Linked DNA regions of Mus musculus: region 1 is linked to region 2. The links are chromatin loops, found by intact Hi-C in ENCODE. Cell type or tissue: heart. All regions are shown on one strand. Each heading gives the region's core, and the rest is flanking DNA. Links, peaks and the distances in the headings are about the cores only. Region 1 holds the start of Foxj2 (forkhead box J2). Region 2 holds the start of Pex5 (peroxisomal biogenesis factor 5).

Region 1 (15,360 bases), core at 4,315-12,314, 1.6 Mb before region 2:
GCCGGCCGGCCAGGCGGGCGGGAGCCGGAGTGCGAGGACCCCACCCTCGGGACACCCTGTGCCGGGACCTGCTCCCTCTCCCTTGGGAGGGAGGACCCTCCCTACTCCCCGGACAGCCAGAAGAGATCGCCGCAGGGCACGCGGCTGTCCCTCCCACGGTGGCTCCAGCGGAGACCCCCAGAAGTCGGGAAGGGTAGTGAGACCTGAAGGACCCGGAGTGAGACCTCCCTCACGCCTCAGCGCACTCCAGACAGTTTGGGACTTTTGAGGCAGAGAGAAAGGGAGCCATGCCTGTGGAGTAGGCACCCCGCATCCCACCCGGGACTCACCGCGGAGAGGCGTCCTGATACGCACAAGCCAGGACCCTCCAGGGAACCGCCAGGAATTGGTTCCAGTTTGCTGGAGAGTAGAAGACCTCGCCCCTCAACTTCCGTGCACCTAGACAGTGGACCGGGGCAGAGCCCCTCCACTCAGATCTCCAACTGACAGAAAGAGCCCTCAGCCCCTGAAAGATCCAGTTTGGGGGGGGAGGGGGATTCCCCCAAAGGGGAGGAGACAACTCCTGGCTGGGAGAGGCTCCTCCCCTCCTCCCTAGGGTAGCAGGCAGGGGGTGGGGGGTGTGCCATCTTCCCCAGGTAGGTCCTCCCTCTCCCCCTCCTCCTCCTTCGACTCCTCTTCCTCAGGGGACTCAGTTCCCTGCTCCAGCCTGGGAGGCTCCGCCAGGCACTGGAAGAGTCACTGAGGATGCCACCTGTCACCTGCCTCTGAAGAGGGGAATCCCTGCAACCTCAAACTTCTGTACCAGGTGGTTTCCTCCAGCGGCGGGGGGAGCCTTGGAGACAGGTTAGTGCTTTCCGTTCTGTAGTCTTTAGACACCAGGAGGTGTGGGGAGCGGAAATGGTGGAGCTTAGGGTTCATTCGAAGGGAAGAAGAAAGACCCCTGGGAAATGTCTTCCGATGGAACTTTTGCACTGGAACCCACATGTTGCTTCAGAGACTCTGAGAAATGGCCTTTTAAGATTTTGGAGTCCAAAGGGTTGGGTCATTTGCAGCCCCTAGAGAAGTTGATGCTTTGGACTGAGAACAGACAACAGGTGCGTTTTCAGGACGCCATGGTGTTAGTAACTCAGGACACAGCACAGTCAGAATCCCACAGCACTGTCCATCTTTGGGTCTTGTCCTCTGGTGACTGGACCTGCAGTAAATGACCTGCAGTCGTGGGGGCATTTTATGGATTGTATTGTATCGTCCAGGGCATGCCTAAGTCAGTTTAATATTCAACAGACGTCTTCTTTCCAGTCTATTACAATGACTGCTTGCCTGACTGGCGACAGGTCCCCGCCCACTCTGTCTTGGATACCAGGAGGGAGGCCCCTTTTGACAACCCTACTTCAGGCTGGATATCTGCCTCTCTGTGTAAAATCCAAAGGGAAATGCGAATGCACATGTCCTGGAATGAGAAGGAACTGTCAGGGCAATGCACCTTGGTGGGCTGGAGTCTTCCTAGATACCAAATCTGCCTTAGTCCCCTCATGTGTCCTGCCATTCGCTGGAAAAATCAGCTGAATGGAGGAAGAGAAGAAGGTGCTTCCTAGCTTCCTTCCACCCGTCCCTCTATCTTCATGAGCTGTCCACCAGGGAGGTCTGACCTCTGAGGAGTTTATTTTAGAGTTTCCTCCAGGAAAACACCTACTGGTCTCATCATCTCTCTTCTTGCTTTTTCGTTTAGTTCTGGGTCCCAGGAACCTTGTGTTGAAAATTTTCTTCAAAATCAAAAATCTTTAGAAAGAGCAGGAGAAAACGTGCTAAGAAATCTTCCTGGTTGAGCCAGAGTGGCATTTGTAGCAGAGCTCTGATTTTTCACCCGAGGTCACTAGCTCGAGACCTGCACTTCCTGTCTGGTGGTTGGACCATGCCTCGTCTTCTGTGTGGAGCTTCCTCCCCTTAGGTTTTCAGTCTCTGCCTCCCTATACGGGCCATGGGTGGCTTGCCTGTGTTATCCAAGTCTTTGCCTGTCCACTAGATCCTTGGAAGATACCTGTCGTGGTGATGCGCCGAAACAGGACTGTGGTCCACAGGTTCAATGGCTGGCCTGTAGAATGATGTACATGTTCCCCAGTGGGAATGACTGTGGCTTGCTGTCTGGGTTTTGAGTATGTACATGGAGAAGACTATCCTGGCGGTTTTTTTAGACTGTGCTTTGATCCCTTAGAATCATTTCTGGCAGGCCTGGAGAAGCAGGAGACTCTCTGCCAAAACCAAGAAGAGATGAGCGTGCAGACAACCAGTTGGGAGAAAGCCTAGCTTTCCCCCTCACCCACCAGGGGGAATTCCCGTGACCCCCTCCTGAAGTCACCCCAAGCTGCTTGGCAGGCCTTTCCCAGGTTGGACCTGTTTTCTTCCAGGACTGGTAGGAAAGTTTCATCGTGGGTGCCTCCAGTCTTAAAAGATGACGGTCCTGTCCTTAACTTCCAGGTCTAGAACCGCCTCTCCCACTTTTGAAAGAGGTGTGCCAGCCGTGGCAGTGGTCTGTTCCTTACAAAGCACTTTATCAGATGCTAGAGTGCAGCTTCTGAGGGGCACAGTGTGGGCTGTGGTGTCGCTGCTCCAGGCAGACTGCTCCATTCAGCTGGCTCTGCTGGGACAAGTTCCGTAACTCTCATGCCTCTCAGTAGTCAGTGAGGGGCTGCTTGCATTAACTGTGCTTTGGAGTGTATTGTTTTCTAGGGACGGTATCTTATGACTGCACCAAAATCCCCTGAAAGACAGGTGACTATTTTCCCCTTTTCTACGTCCTCTGAGGCTTCCCGATCGCAGTCAGTACTGGGCGGATGAACTCAAGGGAAATGTTTGAAATTCTGACGTTCTGACAGCCACTGCAGGCTTGTTTCAGACTCGGCAATATGATCACCGCATGTCTGATGCTGTCTCTGCGATCTGCTATAATTTTCTTTTTGACGTTCTCTTCTTTTCTTGAAAGATTTATTTCTCTTGCATTTTATGTATATATGAGTATTTTCTCTGTGCATAGGCACACCAGAAGAGGGCATCAGATCTCATGGGACTAAGGTTACAGATGGATGTGAGCCGCCATGTGGGTGCTGGGAATTGAATTCAAGTCTTCTGGAAGAGCAGCCAGTGTCCCTAACTGCTGAGCCATCTCTCTGGGACCTATTCTCTTTCCATTGAAACATTTTGGTGTTGGGCAGTGAACTGTGGGCTGCACCTGCACCTTACACACACTGAGCCATACATACAGATGACTGATAGTCTTTTTTCTTCATTCAAAAACAAAGGTATACTTACTAAGTGCTTTAAACATACTAAAAATATTAGCTAAGCCTCACAGCTCTTGTAGGAACAGTTAACCTTCATTTAAAAGAATTCTAAGCTGGGTGGTGGTGGCATACTCTTTTAATCCTAGCACTTGGAGGCAAAAGCAGGTGGATCTCTGAGGTCAGGGCCAGCCTGGTCTACATAGTGGGTTGCAGGACATCTGTGTAGCCAGGGCTACATAGAGAAACCCTGTCTCAAAACCAACAACAACAACAACAATTTTTTTTTTTTAAAAACTTTTTAGATTGTTTTTGTGTGTGAGTAATAGTGTCTCACTATATAGCCATGGCTGGCCTTAGCTCAGGCTGGCTCAAACTCATGGCAGTCTTCCTGCTTTAGCCTCCCAGAGTGCTACCAGAACAAACTTGTGTCACTATAGCTAACTTGTTAGAATTTTTATTTTATTTTTACAGAGATAGAAATTAAGATACCGAGAAGCTAAAATGACTCCTCTATGAGAGCTGAGTTGAAAGCCAGGCAGCCTGGCCGATCATGAGGGAGGCTGTTAGTTTTGGCATGATGTGCCGCTCAGGAGGTTCACTCCTGGGTACCAGACTTGGGTACCATGTGGAGAACAGTTACTAGCTGTTCGGGTAACATGGGCAGTAAACAGTGCAGGTTCTCGAGGATCTCACAGGTCCCGTCCCATTGGCTGCTCATGCCGCAAGAAGACTGTGTTTGGCTCTGTTTTGTTTGCTGCCTTCCCACAGCACTGTAGTCGTCATTAGCTGTCCCGTGGATGTGATGGAGTCTGCCCTTTGGCTGCCTTTCCCAGATTCTGTGTGTTTCCTTCCAGCTTGCAGAGAAGAATGTGGCCTGACTCAGGTTCTGCCCAGGCCAGTGGCACGAGGCCCACCTGGAGAGAGAGGTCTGGGTAACTAGGTTGGCTGGCCCGAGAAATGGAACTACCTCTTGTTTGCTTTTCTAATAATAGCCCTGGGCATTAGCCTTGTGCCATTATTTTGGGGATCGTGGAATGCGTGGCAGCTACGAGCTCATTAGCTTCATTCCTGTCCCTCCAGGGACGAAGCTTTGGTAGGGGCTATGACTTCATCTCTTTTACTGGAGGGGGAAACTGAGGCATCAAGACTTCACCGGGGAGCAAGGGATAGCTAAGGGCATGTAATGAGTCAGATCTGGGGTTGGGAATAGGAGAGAGGAAGCTCAGTCAATCGCCACTGCCCTCTACGAACGGGGAAGTGAGGAGGTAAGGACGTGGGCCAGGCCAAGGAGTGCTGAGAGACCAGGAGGACCAGGCTCTGTGAACTCTGTAGGGTTTATGCTGGAATGTATTCTGAGCACTGAGGTTTGCATTTGGAGGGCTGCCCTCTTGGGGAAGGAATAGTGGAGAAAGGTTAGTGTCTCTCAGTGTCATGTGGGGCAAGGGTGCAGGACAGCTAGCAAGAGGCAGGTGTGTGTGTGTGTGTGTGTGTGTTTCCCTTTTAGAAATGCCTGGTGGTTGGCACATGTCAAATGGGCCTCTACACACTTCAAATCCACCCCCACAGTTCAGGTTAGGGTCAAGAGTATTTCAGAGGCAATAACTGAAATTTTCTGGCTCGAAAGATGAGGTGCCCTGGGGTTCTTTCCTGGGAGATAATGGAGCTTAAGGGACTGATGTCTCTTGACCCAGTTATCTGGGAAGCTGATGCAGGAGGATTGCTTGAGCCCAGAAGTTTGAGACCAGCACGGACAGTGTAGACTCATTACGCGCGCGCACACACACACACACACACACACACACACACACACACACACACACAGAGCTGGGGAGGGCAGTGGCTGACTGACTAGGGAACAGGGTAACACATCTTTCCAGGCTTCTTCCTGGAATGACCCCAGTCCTTAGGAATTTGCTTATTGGCATATCACTGTTGATCTTAAAGAACCCACCTATGGAACAGACGGACGCTGCTTGCGTGCTCCCTGCCGTAGTCCAGAGGCCAGGGTGTTTTGACACAGCAAAAAGCTAGAAGGTGTGTGTGTGGCTTCCTGGAAAGATGACGTGTCCCTATTGTTTCCCAAGTTTCCATGTTCATGGTTTGGGCAAGGTGGTGACATTAGGTTGGAAAGGATGGCTCTGGTGAGAGAGCTATGGCTGAATGGGTGGGCTTGCTTGGTACCAGTTACAGACATGGCATGGCCCCTTTGTTTTTCTATGCCCAAACAACTCTTGAGGTGTAGTTAAGGCTCTTGCTTCCTAGACCCTTGAGGCAAGGAAGATGTTTCCTGCAGCTTTGTAGGTGTGTTGCTGGTTGGGAGCACTGGGCCAGGTACATGTGAGCACAGGTTGATTTCAAGGGTGGGACCTGGTCAGGAGGGGAGTGAATGAGAATTCTGGGCTGTAGGGAATGGGCAAGCGTCTGTGTGGAAACTACACTTTAGGATGAGAAAGTGAACGCCTGAAAGGTATGTCACAGTGTGTGTGTGTGTGTGTGTGTGGGGGGCGTTAAGAGAGACGCTAGGGGTCCTGTTTGAGACAAGTGTTGGGGCTTGCCAAGTGCGTGAGTCTGCATCCTTGCAAGTGTCTGGTCTGGTGTGGTCTGGTCATGGGTCTTTTGGCTAGGGATTGGCAGACAGGGTACTTATTCACCGGCATGCTAAGTTCTGAGGGGGGCAGTCTTGGCTCGTGCAGAGTACTGCCCTGGTGGGACTGAGCAAGAAATGCTCGCTGGAATCTGGCGGCTGTGCAGGCACAAACCTGTTACACTGCAAGGGCTTAAGGGGTTTGCCGGCTTCAGCTCCGAGGAAGTGCCAAATGGCTACTTGGGTGCGGGGGCGGCGGCGGGGCGGGGGGGGGGGGTTCCTGTTCGCCTCACTAGACCCCGCCGCAATACAGATACTGTCACTCTCCTCCACTAACTTGTCACACCTCCCCGGTGGTGAGAGCCTAGGCAGTTTGGTTGGCGGCAGGGCTGGCAAACATCAGGCGTGGGCGGAATCGAAGCTCTAGGAGTTTGCATGGAGGTGCAGGCAGCCTGCGTGCCTGGCTGGGAAGGAAGGAGGGAGGAGAAGGGCGGGGAAGGGGAGCCAGCTCTTAGCCTTACGGAGGCTATTTTTAGCCAGGCTATCTGATTGTTACCGGTGTGCACACAGCTGGGTGTCTCCCTGGCTCGGTAAAGCCCAGCAGGCCTGGGAGGTGGGAGGGCCTTGTTGATGACTTCTTCCTGGTGCTGGTGTCTGTGGGCTGGAGCGTGCTAGCGGGAGCTTTAAAGGTGTGAGGGCAGCGGTGTACTTAGGAGCTGTCTCTTCTGTGTGACTTTGTGCTCTGTTGGTAATGTATGCCGTGTATATGTTGTGATCTCTGTGTGCGTGCCATTGTCCACGCGTCAGTCTTGTACCTTGCTGATGCTGGTTGTCATCATTTGTTTGTTTACTGTGGTGCTGGTGACTGAATCCAGGGACTCAGGCAAGTACACTATGCCGAGTCACATTAAGTGTTTTGCCTGCATGTATGTGTGTGCATGTATGTATGTATGTGTATCGTGTGTGTGTGTGATTTTACTTTTTATTTGAGACAGGGTCTCACTAAATTGCCCAGGCTGCCTATGACCTCATTGTGTAGCCCAGGCAAACCTTGAAATTGTGATCCTGCTGCCTCAGCCTCTGGAGTCTTTGAGATTACAGACTTGTGCTTCCAGACCTGGTCACTTGTTAGAATCTGCACTTGGGCTATGTTTAATTTGCTTTATGTTAGGCATGTGTGTGATAGCTGAGTGCTCATGTTTAGTATGAAACAGCTTTAAGAGTGTCAGTGTGTGCTTCATTAGTGCATACTCATGTTTATTCCGTCTTTCCATGTGCTATTGCTGTGTACTTGTGGATGCTATATATAAACATACAAGTGTCATGTAATTGGAGAATAGACACTGGCTAATTTTACCTGCTAAGTGGGGTTGATTTTTTAAAAATTACTCTTATATTGAGTTTAAAAATATTGTGTTGCAGCCGGGCATGGTGGCGCACGCCTTTAATCCCAGCACTCGGGAGGCAGAGGCAGAGGCAGGTGGATTTCTGAGTTCGAGGCCAGACTGGTCTACAAAGTGAATTCCAGGACAGCCAGGGCTACACAGAGAAACCCTGTCTCCAAAAAAAAAAAAAAGTGTTGACAGGTTATAAAAAGAATTGAGGGAATAATTCATTTTTTGTGGGATTTGCTATCTGATCCTTCGTGAAGGGAGAGACTACATAATCATACTCTCCATTAAGAAACACTCTGGCAGTGGTGCTTGTCTTTAATCCCAGTACTTGGGAGGCAGAGACAGGCAGATCTCTGTGAGGTTGAGGCCAGCCTGGTCTACAGAGCAAGTTCCAGGACAGCCAGGGCTACACAGAGAAACCATGTCTAGAATTAAAAATAAATAAATGAATAAAGAACACTCGATCATCTGGCGGATGGTTGGTACTTGCACTTGGTCATCTCAGGAGAGGGTTACTAAATGGGAATTTAAATGGAAAGAGGCTGCTTGCCCTCCACATTAGAAGTGGAGTTAACAGGGCTGGTGAGATGGCACAGTTCAAATCTCAGCAACCACATGGTGGTTCACAACCAGCCGTAATGAGATCTGACGCCTCCTTTGTGTGTCTGAAGACAGCTGCAGTGTACTTACATATACTAATAAATACATCTGTTTAAGAAGTGGAGTTAACAGAGGCGATTCATCTGCCTTCCTACTTTTGTCTTTCTCTGCAGAACCCAGAAGTACGATGGCCTCCGACCTGGAGAGTAGCCTCACCTCCATAGACTGGCTGCCACAGCTGACTCTCAGAGCCACTATTGAGAAGCTTGGGAGCGCTTCTCAGGCTGGGCCTCCAGGGGGCGCCCGGAAGTGCTCCCCAGGCTCGCCCACAGATCCCAACGCCACCCTCAGCAAAGATGAGGCAGCGGTCCACCAAGATGGCAAGCCACGGTACAGCTATGCCACCCTCATCACCTACGCCATCAACTCCTCCCCAGCTAAGAAGATGACTCTCAGTGAGATTTACCGCTGGATCTGCGACAACTTCCCCTATTACAAGAACGCTGGCATCGGTTGGAAGGTGGGACTGTTTCTGTGAGCTGGGCTCATACCTAGCCTTTAGCAACCTCTGCTTTTGTTTCTTCCTATAACCTAGTCTGGTTCACTCTGACTTGTCTCAGGGATACGTAAACTCAAGATCCCTTATCTTCTACCTCTGCTTCTACTTACTTTAGAGTTCATCAGCTTCAAAAGCTTTATCAGGGCCTTTAATCCCAGCACTCGGGAGGCAGAGGCAGTCGGATTTCTGAGTTCGAGGCCAGCCTGGTCTACAGCGTGAGTTCCAGGACAGCCAGGGCTACACAGAGAAACCCTGTCTCAAAAAAAAAAAAAAAAAAAAAAAAAAGCTTTATCATGGAAACACTAGTGATGCCAAGCATGAAATATAGTGAAGTGGCAGGATGCTGTTGTTACCACACGCTCTCATTGTCTGGTTCCCCGAAATGGCAGTCTTTGATTTCATGTCTTTCTTGCCACTCTGCTCTGTTCAAGTCATTGAGCAAGCAAAGGTATGACTCCTACTTTGGTAGGAAACTCATCAAATTCTATAGCTTCCTTTCAGATAGTCATTGTCTTCTGAAGCATTGTATACTAAGAAACAAAGAATAATTAGGATCTTTACCAGTAGCTGGTTCACTAGCAGGTAATGAGGCTGTTAGATGGAGACCATGGGCGTCTTCTTTGAAGAGGAGGAAGAAGGTTCATATTAAACTATATATATATATATATATATTTAGCCAGGTGTAGTGACACACACCTTTAACCCCAGCACTTTGGAAGTATAGGCAGGTGGATCTCTGAGTTCAAGGCCAGTCTGGTCTACATAGCAAGTTCCAACTCAGCCAGAGCTATAAAGTGAGACCCTCCCCCAACCAAAACAAACAAACAAAAAAACATCCCCCCCCAAACCAAAACACACAAACCACAAAGATCTGTCTGTCTGGCAGACATTGTCTATTTTGTGACAGTGTCATGTGTGGCTCAGGCTGGCCTGGCCGGGAACTCACGATATGGCTGAAGCTGACCTTGAACTACTGATTCTCCTGTCTTGACCTCCCTATGCTTAGGATGGCAGGTATGCATTGCCAAGCCAGGCTTCATTGTAATCATTTGGAACAGTCACTCATTTGCCAACTGTTGAGTAGGAATGGGGATTAAATGTGGTTTTCTCACTCCGTAAATCACCAGCTGACTTTCAAACCAGATGATGAACTGAGGCTGTTGAAAGCTTTCAGTCTTCCGGTGGTAAATTGTGCCCCTCTAGGCTACAGCTCTCTGCGCACTGACACATGCGCACTGCGGCTTTCCCTTTCCCCAGATGTCGTTCTGAGTGTTACTGAGAAAATGAAGGTTGTCTGTGCTTTTGTTTCACTCCTGAGGTTTCTTTTGTTTTAGCCTTTGTTGTATTCATTTACGTGTCTTGCCTGTTAGTGAGGGTGGAAGAATGCCATAAGGTTGTGTGCCCCAAGCCCGTGTGGTGGTCAGAAGACAGACAACTTCGGGTGTAGGTCTTTGCTTTCTACCTTGTTTGAGACAGGGTCTCTAATGTTGTTAACTACTGTGTATATATAGCAGGCCCGTTGGCCTGTGAGCTTCTGGGCACTGTCTTGTGTCTGCCGCCCATTTGCTGTAGGACAACAGCAGAGTTCCCTGTGCTTAACACTGGCATGACGGACCATGCCTTTATGTAGGTGCCGGAGGTTTAACTTATTCTTCACGCTCAGTGAGCTGTCTCGCTGTAGAATACGCATGAGTTTTTGCCTTGTTTAATGTATGTAAACAGTGTAAAATACTGCTCTTCTGCTTTTGTTGATATGCATGTTTAGGATGTGTGTGCAAGCGTGAGTGCATACATACCACATGTGGCTGTGGAAGTTAAGAGGTCAGCCTAGGGTATGCTGTTCGTCTTCTAGCAGGTTTGAGGCGGGGCCAGACTGGCTAGGGTGATCTTCCAGGGATTCTTATGCCTACCTCATATCTAATCCTAAAAACTCTGGGATTACAGGTGTGGTCAGCTACATCTCACGATCGGTGTCAAACTCTATCCACTGAACCATCTCCCTAGCTCCTACTTAAAATTCATTATGGTTATTGTGTGTATGTATGCCTGGTGTGTTTGTGTGTGTGTGTGCACCACAATGTGCATGTGGAGGTGAAGTGATAACTCCATAGGGTTGATTCTTTCCCTTCCATCTATGTGGGTTTCAGGGGTTGAGCTCAGGTACCCCAGGCTTGTGCGGCAAGCACTATGCACCCCTGAATCATCTCATGAGCTCATCAGCAGCCTTCCCCCACTGTACCCAATCTCACCATGTAGCTCTGGTTGTCCTGACTCACTGTGTAAAACAGAATGGCCTCAACTCAAACTCACAGAGATTCACTGGCCTCTTCTTCCTGGGAGCTGGGATTATTAAAGGCATGCACTACACACAGCTTATTTAGAGAAATGGTCTTTTTATGCAGTACTGGCTGCCCTTGAACTCACTGTGATATAGACCAGGGGGGCTTCCAACTTGTGGCCACTCTCCTGTTTCTGTTTCCTAAGTGCTGAGCCTACAGGTGTGGGGTACCATGTCTGGCTATTTTTATTGCTGTTATTGTTTATTTTTTGAGACAGGGTTTTACCATGTGACTCTGGCTATCCTGGAACTTGCTATTATCAGGCTAACCTCAAATTCAGAGCTCCTTCTGGCTTGAGGCATTTATATATGCGTTGTCAATTTGGCAGGAAGGCTGAAAGCTGTAAAGTTAACTTTTCACGATCACCTGGTCACCGTCACCTCTGACTTCGGTGGTTTTCTCCCCTCACCCCTCTGCTCTCTGTGCAGCCCTCCCTCCCGCAGTACAGGCTGAGGTGCTGCAATGGGCCCTGGAACTATGTTCTTCTGTGTCCCTTTGGGGAACACTGGGGCATACCCAATGCTCAGACCTAACTTGCTTCTTTGTTTCCCCAGAATTCCATTCGACACAACCTTTCCCTTAACAAGTGTTTCCGGAAGGTGCCCAGACCTCGGGATGACCCTGGGAAGGTGAGTCGCTGCTGCAGGAATCAAAGGGAGGAGGAAGGAGAGGTGACACTCAGAGTCCGGTGGCTGTGCTGATGACCAGGGAGGAAACCATGTTAGCTTTAGAAGCATCGTTGTGTTTTCCTCAGAGGAAGAGCATGGCTGCCAAGCTGCTGGGTCTTTCCTAGAGTGGGAGACTAAGGAAGACTATGAAATCTTTTTGTTTTAATAGGAATGTTTATGATGGAGTTGTCTTTGAGATTCTTTCTCTCTCTCCCTCCCTCCCTCCCTCCCTCCCTCCCTCCCTCCCTCCCTCCCTCCCTCCCTCCCTCCCTCTCTTTCTTTCTTTCTTTCTTTCTTTCTTTCTTTCTTTCTTTCTTTCTTCTCACTATGTAGACCTGGCTGACCTGGAACTTTATATGTAGACCAGGCTAACCCCAACTCATAGATTCAAGTGGTGGGATTAAAGACATACATCAGTATAGGTGTGGTATTACACATCTTTAATCCCAGCACTCAGGAGGCAGAGACAAGTGGATTTGTGTGACTATGAGGCCAGTGTGGTCTTCATAAAGAGTTCCAGGATAGCCAGGGCCTTAGAGAGAGACTCTGTCTCAAAAAATTAAAAAAAAAAACAAAACTAAACAAATAGCAAAGGCATGTCCTTATGCCCAGCCTTTTAATTTTTTAAAGATAGAGTCTCACACTCTGTAGCCCAGGCTGGCGGGACCCCCTTTCTTTTGAGAAGCACTTGTTTCTACATGTAAAATGTTGGCTTAGTTAGTTTTGTTTTGTTTTGTTTTTGAGACAGGTTTTACTGTGTAGCCCAGACTGGCCTCAGACTTGTCATTCTCCTGCCTTAGTCCCTCCTGAGTGCTGGATTACTGGTGTGTACCAACATCGCCAGTTTGCTCGCTAACCTTTCGGAAGCTTTTCTGTGTGGTCTCAGGCCTGACCTTAACGGGAGAAGGGAGAGGTTCTTCCCATTTGACAGATGCTAACGCTTAAGGCACTTTTGCCTCAGGTCGTAGGGGAAGGGACCAGGTTTTCTGGCCTTTCTCAGCTCTCTGACATAGTCTCTGACATTAGTCTTCTGCCCCTTTGGAACGTTTGAAGCTAGTGTTTGGACTGCTCTGTGACCTCCGAGGGCAGATTTACTCCTCGCTAGCACTCAGCTCCCTTGGGATTCCGTCAGGAGGTCTAGCCTGGCGTCTTCTCTCTCCCCTCCTTCCCTTTCCTTTTTCTCTTTTCTCTTGCTTGATCTTCCTTCCTTCCTCCTCTCTTCTATTCTGTCTTGGGGAATCCAACACCATGCTAGGCAAACACTCTGCCACTGAGCTACATTCCCGAGCCCCACCCCATTTTCAGCATGACTGCTATTAGAGGCTCTTTCCAACAGGAACTTTATAGGTAATGCTTCTCTTTCCCGTGGGGTTGGGTTCCCCTTCCAGGGCTCCTATTGGACAATTGACACCTGCCCTGACATTTCCCGGAAGAGAAGACACCCTCCAGATGATGACGTAAGTGCTCTCTTCTTTGGGAGAGCTCTTTCTTGGATTTTAGTCATTTCTGTGACTAAATGCGGGTTAGCACCAGCAAGGTGGAGCCACAAGCTGGCTCGTGGGTGGGTGCCTCACCCTGCATACAGCTTTTCTCTTCTTTCACAATTCTCAGCTATCCCAAGACTCCCCAGAGCAGGAAGCCAGCAAAAGCCCCCGGGGAGGTGTTCCAGGGAGTGGAGAAGCCTCACTCTCTCACGAGGGGACTCCTCAGATGTCACTTCAGAGCCCCTCCTCCGTGGCCAACTACAGCCAGGTAGGAAGCTGAGATGACAAGCATAGGGTAATTGGACGGATGGTTCAGTGGGTTTGGATATCACGCCGTTCACTTGCATATTGAGTACCTTGTCATGTGCTAGGCAGATAGATTGGGAAAGAAGGAAAAAGCAAAGGAGGAAAACCCAGCCAGAAGGAAGGAGGTGCAGAGAGGCATGGAGGTGCACTAGGGAAGGGCTTGTAGAAAAGAAATGGAGAGTGATGTAGAAGCCAGGTTCAAGATGGCCAATGAGAGCGGGAAGAGCCGGTGATGCTGTGCCATTGGCCAGCTGGAGACGGTGAAGAGGACAGACCTGACTGACCCTGGTGGGTTATGCTGCTTAGAAGGCTTAGGTCACCGTTCTTACCTGTCTTTGCAGGGCCCAGGGTCTGTGGATGGTGGAGCAGTGGCAGCAGGGGCCCCAGGCCAGGAGAGCACAGAGGGCGCCCCTCCCCTCTACAACACCAACCATGACTTCAAATTCTCCTACTCAGAGATCAACTTTCAGGACCTAAGCTGGTCCTTCCGCAACCTCTACAAGTCCATGCTGGAGCGGTCCTCCTCCTCCCAGCACGGTGAGTCTGCAGTGGGACAGGCGGGGACATCCTTGTTTTTTTTTTTTTTTTTTTTTCTTTCCTCTTTTTCTTTGACACAGGGTCCCTCTTTGTAGCTTTGGCTGGTCTGGAACTTGCTAGGTAGATCAGGCTGGCTTTGAACGTAAAGAGATCTGCATGTCTCCCCCTTCTGGTTGCTGGGACTGAAAGTTTCTTATACTGTCAAGTGGTAATGTTCTCTTCTCTCCCTATTTTCTGTCTTTTGTTTTTTTTTGAGATTACATTCTCTCTCTCTCTCTCTCTCTCTCTCTCCCCCCCCCTCTCTCTCTCTCTCTCTCTCTCTCTCTGTGTGTGTGTGTGTGTGTGTAGTCTTTAAAAAATGTTACAATGCGCAAGTCCCAGGGAACAAACTTGCATTGGGTTTGGCAGCAGATGCACTTACCTGAACATGCCATCTTGCCAGCTCCCAATTTCTCGTTTTAATATATGAAACTGGTCAGAGGACTAAACTATTTGGTACAGACAGCTGACTCAGAGGCACACTAGGGTATTATCTTCAGAAAACGAATCAGAGGACAATCCAAAGGCAGCGATTTCCCTCACATCCTCCACCCCAGTCCTGGGATTTGACCCAGGGGCTGTGTGTGTTAGAGTGCTCTACCACTGGGCTACACCTCTAGTCCAGGGGTAATGAGTTCCCAGCTGTGAGCGAGTCATTCAGAGTATGACCACTAGGGGACAGTAGTGGCACCCTCTCCCCAAGAATCCTTATGCTTTATAATAAGAACAACTTAATTTTCTCTTTCAGTTAGTTAGTTAGTTAGTTAGTTAGGGTGAGAGAGAATTACAGATATCCCAGGCTGGCTTTGCGCTTGCTATGTAGCCAAGGATGACTTTGAATGATCCTTGTCTGGTGCCGACTGCTGGAATTACAGCTGTGCTCCGTCACATCTGGTTTAGTACTGGGGATGGAACCAGGGCTCATACAGTGGGAGCAAGTGCTCAGCTACGACTAAGGCTGCCAACTGAACCTCACCTCCAGCTCCTACTGCTCTATCCTGTCTTATTTTTTCCTTTTTGAGTCAGGGTCTTGCTGTGTAGCATTATCTGTCCTGAACCTCACTAAGTAGACCAGCCTGGCCTTGAACTCAGAGCAATGCCTGTCTCTGCCTCCTGAGTGCTGGGATTAAAGCTACTATATTTTTTATTTGTTAGTTTTTATTATAAAACATTGCAAACAGATGAGAAACAACCCCTGGCCTCCGTCACTCACCTTTATTTTGCTCAGCTTATTTGACCTGCCACTGAACTTGGTTCCAAGTGGAAACAGTTGAGCGAATTTCCCAGGCCTCATGCCATTCTCTACAAATGCAGTTTCAGGAAGCATCACAGTGATGAGAGCCTCTCCTGTAGCTTTCCACCACACCATCACCATACCTAACACAGTTAATAGACAGTGCTTTCCCAACAGCAGCCAATATCTGCCCCATTGGCAAACTTCCACAGTTACTGAGAATGACTTAAAGTCCTCATTGGGTGGCTTTCTGAGAGATGGTGTGCCTCAGCCCTCTGCAATGATCACATCTGTGTACTATTCTAGTTTGCTTTCTGTTGCTGTGGTAACAGCCATGA
Region 2 (15,360 bases), core at 3,747-11,746:
CAGTAAGCCACTCTAAAAAAATCCTCTCCCTCTCCCCCTCCCCGCCCCCTGACACACACATACTCTCTCTCTCACACACACACACACACACACACACACACAGACACACATTCTCTCTCGTCAACTGAAACTGTCTAAATTCAGGCTACCTGAGGGCTGAGTTTCATCTCCTGATCGAGGTAAACACAAGATGCAGACTGGCCAGAAAACATAACAGATGATTCTATCAGAAGTACAACAGACCAAAAAGGGGGGCTGGGTCCTGTATGGTGATGGACTAATTCTTGGGATGGTGCTTTCTACACATCAAAGTTACGTAAAACTCTTCACATACAGATAATGGCACAGAAACCTGGAGAAGCCGGAGAGCTCTGTAGACTGTACCAGAGTGAATCTCCTCATCACCACGGGGAGAATCCGGGAGACAGTAACACACAGCTTTCCTCTCGGCTTCCTTTTTATTTATTGTTTCACACTTACCAGTAAGACTGTAAATTTTTCCATATTAAAAACAACTAAAATAAAAAGATGAGCTTCAAGGCTCCTCTTGAATAATTCTAGAATATTAAACATGGGAATTTAAAATATAAGAAGAATCTACAAAGCATGCCTATAATCCCAGCACTTGGGATACAGAGACAGGACTGTGAGTTCAAAGCCAGCCCAGGTTACATATTAAGACCTTTTCAAAACAAACAAACAAACAAACCAGGCATAAAGATTCATATCAGTAATCCCAACATTCAGCAGAAACAGCCACAAATTCAAGCCAGCCTGAATTAATTAATAAAACCTTAAAAAGTATATTTTGTAGTGAGATATCACAAACACCAAAACTTAATTAATTAATAAGACCTTAAAAAGTATATTTTGTCAAATCTACTTATCAATTAAAAAACAGTTGCGGGCCAGTGGTGGCTCATGCCTTTAATCCCAGCACTTGGGAGGCAGAGGCAGGCAGATTTCTGAGTTCAAGGACAGCCTGGTCTACAGAGTGAGTTCCAGGACAGCCAGAGCTATACAGAGAAACCCTGTCTCGAAAAACAAAAACAAAAACAAAACCCAAAAAAACAAGTACTAAAACAGCCACAAACACTAAGAGAAAGCTATTTCTAAAACATGGATTCTGGGGTTGCTGAGATGGTTCAGTGATTAGGGGAACTGGCTTATTTAAGGGTTCTTCCAGGTGCCCTGGGTTCAATTCCAAAACCCCAACTGGCAGCTAACAACAGTCTCAACCTTGACACCCTTTTCTTCTGCAAGTAATGCATACATAATGATACAGACACACATGCAGGCAAAAGACCAATATACATAAAATAAAAATAAATCCTTTTAATAAATAAAACACAAATTCCTAGGAAATCTATTTCTTTAGCTCTGTTCCCCAAATCTCAATGCATTCTTTTATTCACTACCAAAGGCCTACTACAACAGAACAACTTTACAGAGCCCAGTTTCACACATCTCAGCCCCAGGCACCCACATCCGGGACTCTGTGAAGCAGGCATAGTTGCAAAAGAATGTGTTCGCCAAAGACAACCGGACAGGTGAGGCAGGTCAAACATGTTTTTTTCTAAAGCTACATTTATTCATTTGTGAGTTAGAGAAGATTTAACCAGCAGGAAACAATTAATTATAATAAAATCAGGGGTTAGCTTAGCACACTGCTTAGCTGCATAAAGGACTTGGGTTTTTGTCTATTAGCTTTAAATTATGGAGAATGAACTAAAGCCCACCCATTCCAAGAGAAGTCTCTCTGGACTAAGACGAATCACTTAAGCTTAAGGTTTGTGTGGAAACCTGAAGGGTTCTGTCCAGCAGAGGGTCTTTGGATAGCTCAGATTTGAGCACAAGGCATTCCACTGGGAGGACCTGAGAGTTTAGAATAATAGTTTGAAAAGCACCTGAATACAAACAGGCATGACTTTTGAATGTCACGTCTCCTAGGGACACTCTCTGTAGAAGGCTTATAACCCTGTACAAAGCGCAGCCCAGCAGAAAGCGCTTAGCACTAATAGCAAACCCTAGAAACACTGTCCACCCTTCTTACTTAAGGAAAGGGTATTTGTGAAATCACCTATAACGGCTTATACTAAGTTACTGGGTGCTAGGAGTTCCTCCTGCAGGAGAAAAAAGGCTGAGAGGAGAAACCATCTTAAGTCCATTATCTCAGACCTTGGCTAGTCAGACCGTGTGACAGCCTGGCCTAGAACTTTTGTAACTTTCTCCACATGTGTCTCTTCTCATACTTGGAAAGGGGCAAACAATGCTTCGCTCTGTGAGCATCAGGAAGAGGGAGGCTGACTTGGTCCTCCCCTCTTACACTAATTAGATAGGCTTGGGGAAGAAAAATCAACGCACAGGGAGGCAGTAGCCGAGGATGGCCCCAAAGACACACATTGGGCTAAGACTCTTAAGCGTGTGGCCTGGCTGAACAGAGTAACAGCTCCGTCCACAGAGTTATTCCCAGTGACACCTAAGGAGAAACCTAGACAACAGACTGTCAAACTGTCCACTGTGCTCCTATCTGTAGATCAGCGCTGCCCCCAACCCGGGCCAGAGGCACTTCTCTGCAGTGTCAGAGTGCTGAGACTAAGGGACCGTCGCACACTCAGCACTAAACGGGACGTCTCGCTCACCCCACCTTGCCAAAGGGGATGTCTCAGAAGAGTGAGTGGAAAGAATGTGGGAACCAGAGGCTGGAGTGGGGTGCTGTGAGACTTACTGTTAACATGTATAAAATGCCTAAGAAAAATAAAAAGATATTCTACTTAAAAAAAAAAAAAATGAACCAGGTGTGGTGTCGCACACCTTTATCCAGCACTTGGGAGGCAGAGGCAGGCAGATTTCTGAGCTCGAGGCCAGCCTGGTCTACAGCCAGGGCTATACAGAAGAACCCTGTCTCGAAAAACCAGAAAAAAAAAAATTGGGCTGGAGAGATCACTTAGTGGTTAAGAGCACTGACTGCTCTTCCAGAGGTCCTGAGTTCAATTCCCAGCAACCACACAGTGGCTCACAACCACCTGTAATGGGATCTGATGCCCTCTACTGGTGTGTCTGAAGAGAGCAACAGTGTACTCAGAAATAAAATAAATAAATCTTTAAAAAGAAAAAACATTAAAACCAAAAACCAAGTCACTCACAATGCTGCTTTATCTTAAGCAAGTCATAAACTCAGTATTCTTATCTAGAAAATGGTCCTAAAAACAACAGCTAGAACTTGGGATCTTGCAGAGATAAGTAAACAACACATTCAATGCACTTAACACAGAGAAGCTGATATTATTTCTATTGTTACAGATGATCTTTACCCTCAAAGACCATCCATAAAGAAATTAGTTTCTAAAACCCATACAGATACAAAGTTCTGAAGACTGAAGTCTCTTACGTGAAATGATATATTTACATATAACCCACAAAAATCCTCCCATTATTCTGACATCTCTAGATGACTTATAATACCCTATATAATGTAAATGTTACATATATAGCAATTATATCAATTAGGAAATAGTGAATACACACACACACACACACACACACACACACACACACACACATGGCCAGGCATAGTGGTTCATACTTGTAGTCCCAACATTCAGGAGGCGAGGGCAGGAAGATCTCAGTTACACTGGAATTTGGAGGACAGTCTGGACTACAGAGATCCTGTCTAAAAACTCAAAGAGCATGTATACGTTTAGTGCAGACATACATTTTCCATTTTCTATCCACAGTTTGTTCAATCTACAAATGAAAAGCCAATATATATACAGGCAGCCTAGCCAGACTTCAGGGTTCTGAACTCCACAATCAATTTTCTCAGACCCCAGTCCTACTCAAGATGGTTGAATTGCCAGAGTCCTAGGTGCCGAGATGAATACTGCTCTCTTCCTGGGCTACCCATCCAATCTCTAGCTCCTCTCCACTAGACTTAAGCAGTCAAGTTACTGATAAAGAGGCAGATCTAATCTCTCATTCATATTCTCTCTCTCCCTCTCCACCCCCTCTCTTTTTTTTCCAACCAAACCCACTTTTCTCTTTATTATGTTTTGATTACCTACAATTGTTATAAGAAGTCACATTTAACATCCTACAGAAATGAATCAAGAAACTAGAAAAGTCATTAGTAGCGAAAATCACCTTCCATCCCAAGAGGAATCAGGACGCCCAGCAACACAGGACATGTAAATGCTCCCTAACAACTACTACAGATGTCCCCACAAGCCTCACCTGTAACTTCGGCGATGAATTCTTGGGACCAGTCGGTCTCATTATAATCTTGAGCTACATCCACAGCATCTCCAGCTGCAAGAAACTCCTGGGCCCAATTCTCAGACAAGGCCAAATCTGCCACACCAGGGGCTTAAAAGAGACAAGAGAAGACTAAGAAAAAAAGAAAACAGGTTCCTTCACACTCACTCATGGGCAACACCTCCTTTTTCTCCTCAGCATCTCAGTCCCCCGATGCCAGCAAAACCCAAGGATGGAAGCCCTCTGGCCTCTTCCCGTCTTACCAGGCCCTGAACCCACCTCTCTGAGGAGCCTGGCGAAAGTTTGACTGTTCAATCTCCTGCATCTCTGCCAGGAGGTCATCCATCTTGAAGGTCTGAGGGGCTCGGGATACAAGAGTTGCATTCTGGTCCTGCAGGAATTCTGACACCAACTATTACAGAGAGATGGTCGGATGAACATTAGGATCAGAGGGCCTCAGCCAGAGGCAGGGCCCACTGATGTTGGACAGAGAAACGAAAACTGGAGATAAATAAAGAAAAAAAAAAATCTATCTGTAAATTTGGAAACCAGAAAAATACCCCAAAAAGTAGACGAAAACATTGGCAGGCAATCTCATTTGGTAAAGAGAGTTCAAAGACTGAAGTATGAGTGGACTGATTTAAAAAAAAAAAAAAATCACCACAACCCCCCCCCCCAAAAAAAAAAAAAGACAGAAAAGAAACTTGCTCTGTTTACCTCGTCTTCAGTTCCTACTCCCAAAGGCTTGGAAACCTAAGATAAGAAGGAAAGAGACAATAGCAGGCTACAACCCAACTCTAACTCTACTGCTTAGGTGGCCTGAGGCAAGTCAAGAGCCTTCACAAAGCCTCAGCTTCTTTGTCTATAAAATAGTAGTCCTTGTCTGTGTAAAGCCGCACAAGGCTCACTCCAGTGTTACTGAATGGTGACTGCTATTACTTTAACACAGAGAAAGCAGCTGTCAGGTGGAAGAAATAGGCTCTCCTAGAACACTCACGGTCTCTGCTGCTGAGGCTCCCGGAGGCCAGGGGCCAGGCCTCAGTCCCTCCTGCCGAAGGGCCTTGTCCTGGGTGAAATGGGTGGCCAGCTTCATCAGCGGGTTGGCACCCCCACATTCGCCCTCCACCAGCTCCCGCATTGCCATGGTGACCAGCAGCTTCCCTGATGGACAGAAGATTAGAACTGTGGTCGGGAAGCCAGACTTTCCCAACGCACGCCTCAGGCCCTATCTAGAGCAGATGGGCCCACGACGGCTCCACAAGGGCCAGGCCCCCGGGGCCACCCCCCGAGGTGTGTCTGGAGTCCAAGAGGAGGCTGTGTCCTGCCTTCCCACTCGAAACGCTGCTTTCGGCTCGGGCTTCCCCTCCAGCGGACGGCAGCTCAGACACCACCCGCCAACAGCAGCTCTACAAAAGGGCCTGGACCCCTGGGGAGCACGGGGAGCGCATCATAAACACGGCTAGACCCGAACTCTAACCTGACGAGGGACAGCGGGGACGCCTTCCACCGTACACCGGGACCCACACCCCCGGTCAGGCGCCAGCTGCGGGTCCCGATCCCAGCTCGTGTCACCTGAGCCCCCTCCCCGGCCGCGCCCGTCCCCGCCCAGCGCCCCGCGCCCCCAGCCCCGTCGCCCCAGCCTCGACCCCGTCCCACGAGGCCACCGCAGCGGCGGGGACTTACGGGCCTCGACCCCGCGCCCCCAGGCTCCAATGCTCGCCGTCGCGGGCCGCACCGTCCGACCGGCCGAGGCACCCGGAGTGGGCTGGGGGAAGGGAGGGGGCGGGAGCAAGGGGGCGGGACTCGGCCTTAAAGGGGCCGGGACGGCGGCGCTGCGGCCCAGCTCAACGGAAACGGGTAAAGGGGCGGGGCCTCAAGCTTGCGCAGCGTGATGGGCGGAGCCGAGATCCTTAAAGGAGACAGTCCTGGACAGTTGGATTGGGGAAACCTGCAGTAGTCCCTAGAACGCCAGGATTTATTAGTGGAAAACTCAGAGGACTGGAGCTAGAAGAGGCCTCTCTGGCTTTGGAGAAAAACCAAGGTTTCAGGTTCCACGGTTCAGCTCTCTTTCCTGGTTCTCCTGCACCTCTAAATCGCCCAAACTGAGCCCGGGAGATTTCGGAGGTCAAATCTATGACCTGCTTCGGCCTCCTAGGCCTGACCCCCCTTCCAACAGACGCTCCTTCAGGACAGCGTCACAGCCTCCAAGGAGACAGGGGCCTGCCTCTACCATCTCTGCGTAATGAAGAAAATAGCTCCGGATGATGACAAATTCTGGTGACTAAAATAGGGTCCAACGCATTTTGAGACCTCAATCCTGTAATGGATGGGGAGAGTGCTGTGAGTCACTCCTCTCTCCTCTTTCCTACTGGTCAAGGTCACGATGGCCTGATTCCCTGCAGCTCCAAGTTGGGGAAACGTGGCAAGGAATACCTTTGATCAGGGAATATGAACCTAAGCCTCAGGCTCCACCATCTGCCAGAGAAATGGCTCGGGTGCCAGACCTCAAGGTCACACTGGAAAGCAAACCTTGATAGCTCACCTAGGTCCAAGACCGACGGACTCCTTGACGTCCTGAGAAGGGGAGGGGTTCAGAGTGCTGGTAGGTGGGCTAGGAGGAAACTGGTTCTAGAAAGGCCTGACGTACGTCCCAACCCGGGGTGCGGGAGAAGCAGGTAGTCTGTAGGTGGCGCCCTGGGGCAGGCTTGGTTCTTTGCTGCCCTGATGATTTCAAAGGTAGCCTTCCTCAGGGAACACAGGCAGTGTAAATTCGTCCCTGGGAAAATAGAAATTGCCCTTATAACTGCAGTGGTTGAACAAGGCAGAATATTGTGCAATGTTTCTGTCTTTAGTACACTGTCAGTATCTTTCAGAGGCCCTAACACACACACATACACCCATTCTCCTTGACCACAAATTTCATCCCTGTCCACTGTTTCCAGGCTGCCATTGTAAAGAAAAAAACACCTAGCAACGAATAAACTAAACCACACCAAGGAGGAAAGGATGCCATCTTGGAAGATGAATATGTTAAAACAGGAGAATCTCTGGAGAAAGCAGTGTTTAAGGAAAGCATATGATGGTTTGAATTTCTGGTCATGGGGAAATGGGAGAGCATCTCCCAGAAGCATTCAAAACGCATCACACACATAACCTCCTACTCTGCTAGGAGGTTAGTAACTGATTAGCAGGAATTTACCATGCCAAGATCTTGGGAGAATAATTGAGATAATAACCGATGCTTATGAAATGCATGTTAACCCCCAGGTGTTGCCTTAAGCACTTGGTGAGCATTAGCACTTTTAATCATAATCTTCATAATACTCCTATGAGAAAGCTATTACTAACCTCCTTTTACAAATAAGACTTGCACAAAAATCAAATAGCTAGGAAGTCAGAATCGATGCAAGCAGTTGGCAGCGTGGCTCAGTGGTAGAGGTGTTTATACACAGGCCTAAGGGCCTGAATTTAATCCCTTGGGCCCACAAAGTAGCAGAAAAGTTATTTCCCCTGAGAGTTGTGTACACACACACACCACACATACATCGTATACCGCACACAAATTTAAACAGTGCAAGCACCAGACACCTACAGCCCTGCATCCCAGACTTGGAGAAGTCTTCCTTGTAGACCTTAAAGACCTTTGATATAAGCCAAAGACTTCTTCACAATGCCTGGCCCACAGTCCCAGGGGAAAGGCTAAATTAAGTTATGTGGGTGCTTAATATTTATAATTAGCTCATTAAAGTTTTAAATATGAAACCATATCTTCTTCATCTAAGTTCAAAGTTAAAATCATATTTTACCCATAAAATAAGAAGTTATAAAATAAAGGTAAACATTCCTTAATATTTAGCCAATTCAAGAGGAATAGGCTGAAATCCTCTAATTTTCAGACCCAAGTTACATCACCACAGGCTTGATTTAAACATTTTTCAAATACTGACTTATATGATCCACTTCATAACTATTAATGTCAAGGCATCCCTGTTTAACAGGCGAGGGAACCGAGACAAAAACTGTTGGATCTTGCCTGGGACTGTGATATGGGTTTTAAAAGCTGGGACTTGCATCTAGGCCATTAGCATCAAGCTTTGTAAAGAGCCAATCAATGAACACGTTTGGATCTACACTGTCTGTCCCTGCTTCTCTGTCATTTCACAATAGGGCCATAGAACAAGCATGGCGGTATTCCAGTCAAAGTTCTTGTGAGCAATGAAGATACTGCTTCATTTAACTTCCACGATAAACCATTCTTATAACTTTATTTCAATTGCTTTAAGGGGGGGGACCCCACATGCCCAGCTTTTAGACTGTACGAAAACAGGGCACAGGCTCCGTCGTGCTTTGCTGGCCTCTGACCTAGATAGCCCAGTTCCTGGATCTTATTTTTCACTGTGTAACCAGACTCAAGCTTGCTGCAATTCCCAAGCCTCCACATCCTGTATGCTAGGATCGTGGACATGAGCTGCTGTGCCTGGCTTCAATGGAGAGGGGCATTATGGTGGTTCTCATGTAGCCCAGGCAGGCCTTGAATTCCCGGTCCTAGTTCTCCCTTCTGAGTGCTGGTATTACACACGTGTGACACCACACCCCTTGCTGAGATGAGCTCTGTCCCTGCCGGGATCCCTAGGCTGATTTCCTGACCAATAATGAAATCCACTTCTAGCTTATAACTTAACCAATTTTGTCAATTCTGTGTTCTTTAAGTGCAATTTACATTTACACAATTTCACTTGAACAAACAAATTTCTTTGTACGTTTTCAAGTCCACATTCTTTTCTCTTGGAGGGGGATGCTTTAGTTTGTTCTTGTTCTTGTTCTTACTGTTGTTCTTGTTTTTAAGACCAGAATCCATCAAGACATAGTAGTGCACAACTTTAATCCCAGTACTTGGGATGCAGAGGCAGGCAGATCTCTGAGTCAAAAAAAAAAAAAAAAAAAAAAAAAAAAAAAAAAAAAAAAAAGAAAGAAAGAAAGAAAGAAAGAAAGAGAGAGAGAGAAAACAAGAAAAGAAAAAAAGAATGAGGATCCAAACCCCCTCCCTGGGGTTGCTATACAAGAAATTGTGAACCAAGGTCTTCACACAGGCACATTTGGAAGGGTATCTTCTTTTAATTCAGTTGAGGTAAAAGTCTTACATAGTACTCAGAATCTCATATCACACTGCAAAAAATGTTCAGGTATCAATCAAAGTTCCCTCACTTACCAAGACCCCCGAACATCTCAGGCTGGACCGTATCAACATAAGCGCCCAGTTCTGAGATGACAGAGGCATTAGCGTTATTTTAGGGTACTTATCATTTAAGAAAAAGCTTCATTACCACAAAGGGGAGTTAATTGAGTGAGGAAAAGAAATCAGCAGAAAGGGCAGAGTGGAAGTGGGGGACACTGGGGCCAAATAAGAACAAAATATAGTGATATTTGTACAGAAAAAATATCACAATGACAACCTATTTCTTTAAATGCTAATCAAATAGTTCTAAAATGTTTCATTGAGCAATTATAAATCCTTCTGAATCGACAAAACACACAGAGCCAGGCTGGGAATACAGCTCAGTGGTAGGCCACTTGCCGAGTATGTGCCAGGAGCAGCAAGAAGTCCCCATGCCCAAGGCTCAAAGTTCATTTCAAACATTAAAAATTACAGATCCCCAGCAAAGACACAGAAGATATATTTTTAAAATACTGCTGCCAAACCATATCTGTTACCTCACCACTCGAAACAGCCAATGACTCAAATACAGGTTGTAGGGCCAAGGAAAAAGATTTACCTGAAAGCCATCAAAACTAAAGATGGACCGTATGACCGACAAAGACTCTCTGGAAAACTAAGGTGTCTTACCCTGTTTTAACAGGGCCAGGGGATGGGGAAGGAATTGGTACAATAGTAGAGAAAGAGCCGGTGACTAGAGGCTTTTAGGCAAAGCTCACTGGCCTGAAATAGGATAGTCTTAATTACCTATATCTTGGTGTCATCAGCCCTGGAGGGGAGCAGAGAGCTTAGGGAGGTTTAGGTCAAATTAATCTTATAGTTCCAGAGAAGACATTTCTGACGTGGTTAATAGGATGTGAGCAGAGTTGAACAGAGATCTGACCCAAAGGTTAAGGTAGCCAAGGGGAACATTGGTACAATACTGAGGCAGCAACGCCCAGCTTGATTCATCCTGTCTTTGTCATCCTTGAGCCATCCATATTCCCATAGGAAAAGCCAGTGCTTTCAGCTGAAGCACTTCAGGCCCTTGAAGAGTAACCTAGGCAACTGCTATCATTATACATATATGTCTCAGGGGTTGTATACCACAAAGCCAGTGAGAGGATAATAATATATCAGTCAGGTATATAACCTTCAAAATTAGCTACTAACTAAAAACAAGCAAGCTAAAGAGTCAACCACTTAGGCTTTCCCATGGTTATAAACCAAATAGAAAATCTAGGACTGAAATATGCAATAATCAACTTTAAAAAGGTTCACCAAGGGGCTGGAGAGATGGCTCAGTGGTTAAGAGCACTGACTGCTCTTCCAAAGGTCCTGAGTTCAAATCCCAGCAACCACATGGTGGCTCACAACCATCTGTAATGATGCCCTCTTCTGGTGTATCTGAAGACAGCTACAGTGTACTTACATAAAATAAATAAATCTTAAAAAAAAAAAAAAAAGGTTCACCAATAGAATGAATAGGACAGAGGAAAGAATCAGTCACGGTTGATGGGACATTAGAAATTATTCAAGCTGAATGACAGAGGAGAAATAGACCAGAGGGGGGAAAAAAATCAAATAAACAGACCCAGGGCCTGCAGAACCCATAACAAAAGATCCAGCACGTGCATCTTCAGAGTGCTAAGGGAGGGGGATGGCTGAGAGGGTACCCTAAGTTGCAACCAAAACTGCCCTGAATTTGGCAAGAGCTCTAGATTACAGATGAAAGAAGTTGAGCAAAATCCAAACAGAATAAACCTAAAGAAACACATACCAAGGCACATATTATCCAAGTTTCAAAAACTAGAAACAAGAGAGAGATTGAAAGCAGCTAGAGCAATAAGAGAGAACGTGAGGACATTGTCAATGAAAGAAAATAAAGATAATTTGTGCCTAGCAGATTTGTGGAGAGGAAGAGCTAAATAAAGCTCTATAAACAGGATGGAAACAAAGAGGGGACCTCGGAATAGAATGAGAAAAGAAAGACTGATGTAAGCAAAATTTCAAAATCATGTCATTGGTGGGTTGGTTTGGGTTTTTTTTTTTTCGGGGGGAGGGGGTTTGGACTGAGCTTTAGTGAAAAGAATTTGATTCACAATCCTCCAAAACGTTAGTTATATTCACCACACATGAGTTGCAGTAGCTATTCTGACTCTCATCTAATTTTCTCGTCTACAGCACAGGAGTGGGAACCTCAACTGATATGCAAGGGACAAACACAGGAATCTAAAGATGTTCATCACCATATGCTTAGGTAATTGTAAGTGAAAACAATGACGAGAGGTCAATATACACCTATTAGGATGTCCAGCATCCTAAGTCTGACTCTATCAAATGCTGGCGAAGATGTGGGTCAAGAGGGACTATCAGTCAGTTCTGACAAGAGTGCAAGATGGCTGTAGTGGCTATTCCTGGTTGCCATCTTGACTATATCTGGAATGAACTACAATTCAAATTGGAGGCTCAAAAGTGATCCTAATCTGGAGGCTGGGAGATAGAAGTTTCTGACCTGGATCTTGGCTTGGAGACTAGAGGCATAGTGGCTATGAATTCCAGAAGATTAAGACAGGGAGACCTCTGAGTTCAAGGTCATCTGGGATTAAAGGCATGGTGGCACACACCTTTAATCTGAGCTACACTTTCTGTTGGAGACCTCCATAAGGACATTGGAAGAAGGAAGATTCATTCTCTCTCTCTCTCTCTCTCTCTCTCTCTCTCTCTCTCTCCTTCACCTGCTTGCCTTATGGGACTGAACAACTGCTAGATCCTTGGACTTCCATTCACAGCTGCTGCTGACAATTGTTGGGAGTTGGACTGCAGACTGTAAGTCATCAACAAATTCCCTTACTATATAGAGACTACCCATAAGTTCTGTGACTCTAGGGAACCCTGACTAATACAATGGCATAGCCACTTTTGAAGAGTTTGGCCACTCCATAAAAAGCTAAATATATTCTTACTATACATATGTATGATCCTTTGTAGTTAGCCAGATGCATTGACAAGTTAAATACATGCAAAACACTACATATATCTATTCATAATTACCAAAGTTCAAAAGCAGCCATGAAGCCCAAGATGAATAGACAGGGTCTATTCATCATCCATACAATGGAAAAGTATTCTACATGAGAAAGAAATGAGTTATCAACATAGTAGCCTCAGCACTAATCTACGTGGTTCTAAATCTATGACATTCTAAAAAAACAAAACTGGATACTGTAAAAGACCAGTTGTTGTCTGGGGTGGAGTCAAAAAGGAGGGATGAATAAGTGAAGCACCAAAGACCAAGGTAGCTCAACTACACAGCACTGTAATTGAAGTGCATGGCACTGTCTGTTCCTCAAGTCCCATAGAGTGGAAAGAAGAGAAAGGCCTAGGGAGTCGTGGGCTGTGGGTGATACTGATAGCAATGTGGTTCCATTGGCTTTTTTGTTTGTTTGGTTTTTGTTTGTTTGTTTGTTTTGTTTTTGAGACAGGGTTTCTCTATTTAGCCCAGGCTGGCCTCAAACTCGGAAATCCTCCTGCCTCTGCCTTCCAAGTGCTGAAATTAAAGGCATATGTCACCACTGCCCGGCCTAATACTCTGTTTTTGGTGGAGTGTTGTTGTTGTTGGTGTTGTTGTTGTTGTTTTCTTCTGAGACAGGGTTTCTCCGTGTAGCCCTGGCTGTCCTAGAACTCACTCTGTACACCAGTCTGGCCTCAAACTCAGAAATTCACCTGCCTCTGCCTCCCAAGTGCTGAGATTAAAGGCGTGCGCCACCACTGCCTGGTGGTTCCATCATTTTTAACAAATGTGCTACTCTAATGAGGGAATGAAAAGCCCAGGGGACTGGGGTTGGGGCAGAAGGCCTAACTGAACTCTCTGCTTTAGCTCAATTTTTCTGGGACCCTAAAATTTTTCTAAAAATCATCTATGTTCAGAAAGATTATCAGACACCACCATCATCCCCAAAAAAGTGGATTTCCTATTGTTTGATACTACAGGTTTGGCCAGCTCAGTCAGTACCCTTCTGCCGATGTTATCTTCCTCCAGTTACAGAAGAAGGCACAACATTCCTAGCAATATACAGACTCTAGCTGATGAAAATAATGGGAAAAATATGTTATGTGTCTCAGGAACAGCAACTGTTGACCTATAATACTAAAATATCAGAGTCTTGAACTCGAGTCCCATGTTGGGTGCCATTTATAGGCTTAGATATTTTTTTCCAAAACCTACTTTTAATAAAGGTTCATTCCTAAATGCTTTAATGTCCCTTCTAACCCATCACCCACCAGAGGTAGTGAAAAGGAAAGGTTGATAGAGCAAAGTAAGCTGTACACCTGTTTAAATATCTCTTTGGAGCAAATCTAATCTGTGTTGTCAGGATATTAGCAGTTGAGTTCACATGAACAGTGGAGGTAGCTCGATCCACTCACAAACACCATTCACGAATCAGCAACAGCAGGGGCTCACAAACACAATTCTCAAATCAACAACAGCAGGACTAGCAAACACTGTTCATAGATTAACAACAATAAGTCGATCCAGAAAAGAATGCAAGGCTCTGCTAGTCAGCCTGAGTCTATGGAAACAGCAAGAAGCTACCGGAACACCACCAGAAGATTTTGGTGTGTTTCTATTAAGTCACAACAAATGATGACCAACAAAGAGTGATAACCCATACCAATACCACCCAACATCAGCAAACCCCAATGAAAACCAGCAATGAATGGCAAGGCCTACCAATACCATCCAGCACTGTCACCATTCATTGGGATATATTTATATCCTTTACAAACATCATGTGTTCTCTCAAGCATCCGCTCTAGCAAAAAACATCACATGCCCCTTTTTCAGGCTGCCTCCAGAAAAACATTGTGGGTCTGTTTTTAGCAAAACATCCTCCCACATGTCTGTTTCAGCAAAAACATCCTCTCATACAACAGTTTCCAGAAAAACATCACATAAGACAACTGAGTCTCCAAAGAAACCAGAAATGTCCAATTCACCTATAAAAAAAAAAAAAAAAAACAAAAACCCTACAAAGATTGCAGGAGGAACACATTAGTAAAGGTAGATCACAATGTATCTATATAACATTGTAGTTTATGCTTTATTCATAAAAGTCAGAGCTGTAGGAAGAGGGAGTCCCTCTATCACACACACACACACATACAGCTGAGCGGCTAGGGAACATGTCTGTAATATTAGAACTCAGAAGAATGAGGCAAGAGGATTTTGAACCTCAAGCCAGCTTGGATTACATAGCAAGATCTTGTTTTGTTTTGTTTTTTAAAGACAAAACCAAAAAAGGTTAAGTGTGCTTGGTTTTGACATTGGTATCTAGAGAAATGTCATAGATGTATCAAAAGCATGTCCTTTGAAAAACTAAGAAAATAATAAACCATTAAAAAACTTAGAGCAAGGAAAGAATTGTAGAAAAAAAAGAGGAAGAAATGACCACAGAAAATTTTTAAATCCTTTTTTCTTAAATGTGAGACTATATCCTTAGCTCAACTTTATCGTCCCAGGTCAAGTAGCCTAGGAAATGCACTCTGACACTACTGGCAAGTGTGTTGGGACCAACATCTGCCAGGCAAACAAGAGAAGGGTTGGGCAAAGAGAAGCTCAACTACAAGGAAATAACAGCAAAGGTTACAGGGAATGACAGCATCTGGATAACCTGTCTTTAGGTCATAGGTCACCAAGCCATGCAGAGTCATAAGCAGAACACTGCACACAGAAATGCTGAAGATTGAGCTAGGCACCATGCCTGCTTGAGGGCTGTGACTATCTCTACAGCATGCAGACAGGAATGAATACGTGCTGACTAAAGGGACTGGCTGTTATCAAGACAGCTGGCTGATTGCTAAACAGCCCTCTCCTCCTCACCATGGTCAAGCAACTGAACTACAGTTCC

What was found. A loop is a pair of places that touch in the nucleus more often than their neighbours do. Peaks named below come from ENCODE experiments on the same cell type or tissue, not always from the same donor. Only the 100,000 strongest peaks of a DNase experiment are listed, where the experiment ranks them.
Region 1: a loop joins it to region 2, with 2.8 times the contacts of the local background. A loop is called at or near these places in 3 of 42 quality-filtered maps.

Annotation. Positions count from the first base shown.
Region 1 is chr6:122,820,128-122,835,487 of GRCm38, forward strand. It overlaps Foxj2 (forkhead box J2), which reads left to right and starts at 57. Exons shown (of 11, transcript NM_021899.3): 1 at 57-843; 2 at 8,030-8,376; 3 at 11,309-11,383; 4 at 12,811-12,879; 5 at 13,034-13,174; 6 at 13,554-13,749. The coding sequence starts at 8,044. Mir7231 (microRNA 7231) reads left to right here and starts at 11,250; the gene lies at 11,250-11,310. In heart, for the core only: a CTCF peak has its summit at 8,166 (motif pointing right); DNase peaks (open chromatin) are centred at 6,404 and 8,134; H3K4me3 peaks cover 1,918 bases; H3K27ac peaks cover 2,806 bases.
Region 2 is chr6:124,409,036-124,424,395 of GRCm38, forward strand. Pex5 (peroxisomal biogenesis factor 5) reads right to left here and starts at 6,032. Exons shown (of 16, transcript NM_001277805.1): 1 at 5,938-6,032; 2 at 5,252-5,415; 3 at 4,972-5,007; 4 at 4,534-4,666; 5 at 4,234-4,365. The coding sequence starts at 5,398. It overlaps D830015G05Rik (a long non-coding RNA gene), which reads left to right and starts at 6,037. Exons shown (of 4, transcript XR_378022.4): 1 at 6,037-6,856; 2 at 11,633-11,708; 3 at 12,219-12,277; 4 at 13,442-14,495. In heart, for the core only: a CTCF peak has its summit at 6,932 (motif pointing right); DNase peaks (open chromatin) are centred at 6,126 and 6,806; H3K4me3 peaks cover 2,175 bases; H3K27ac peaks cover 2,172 bases; H3K27me3 peaks cover 153 bases.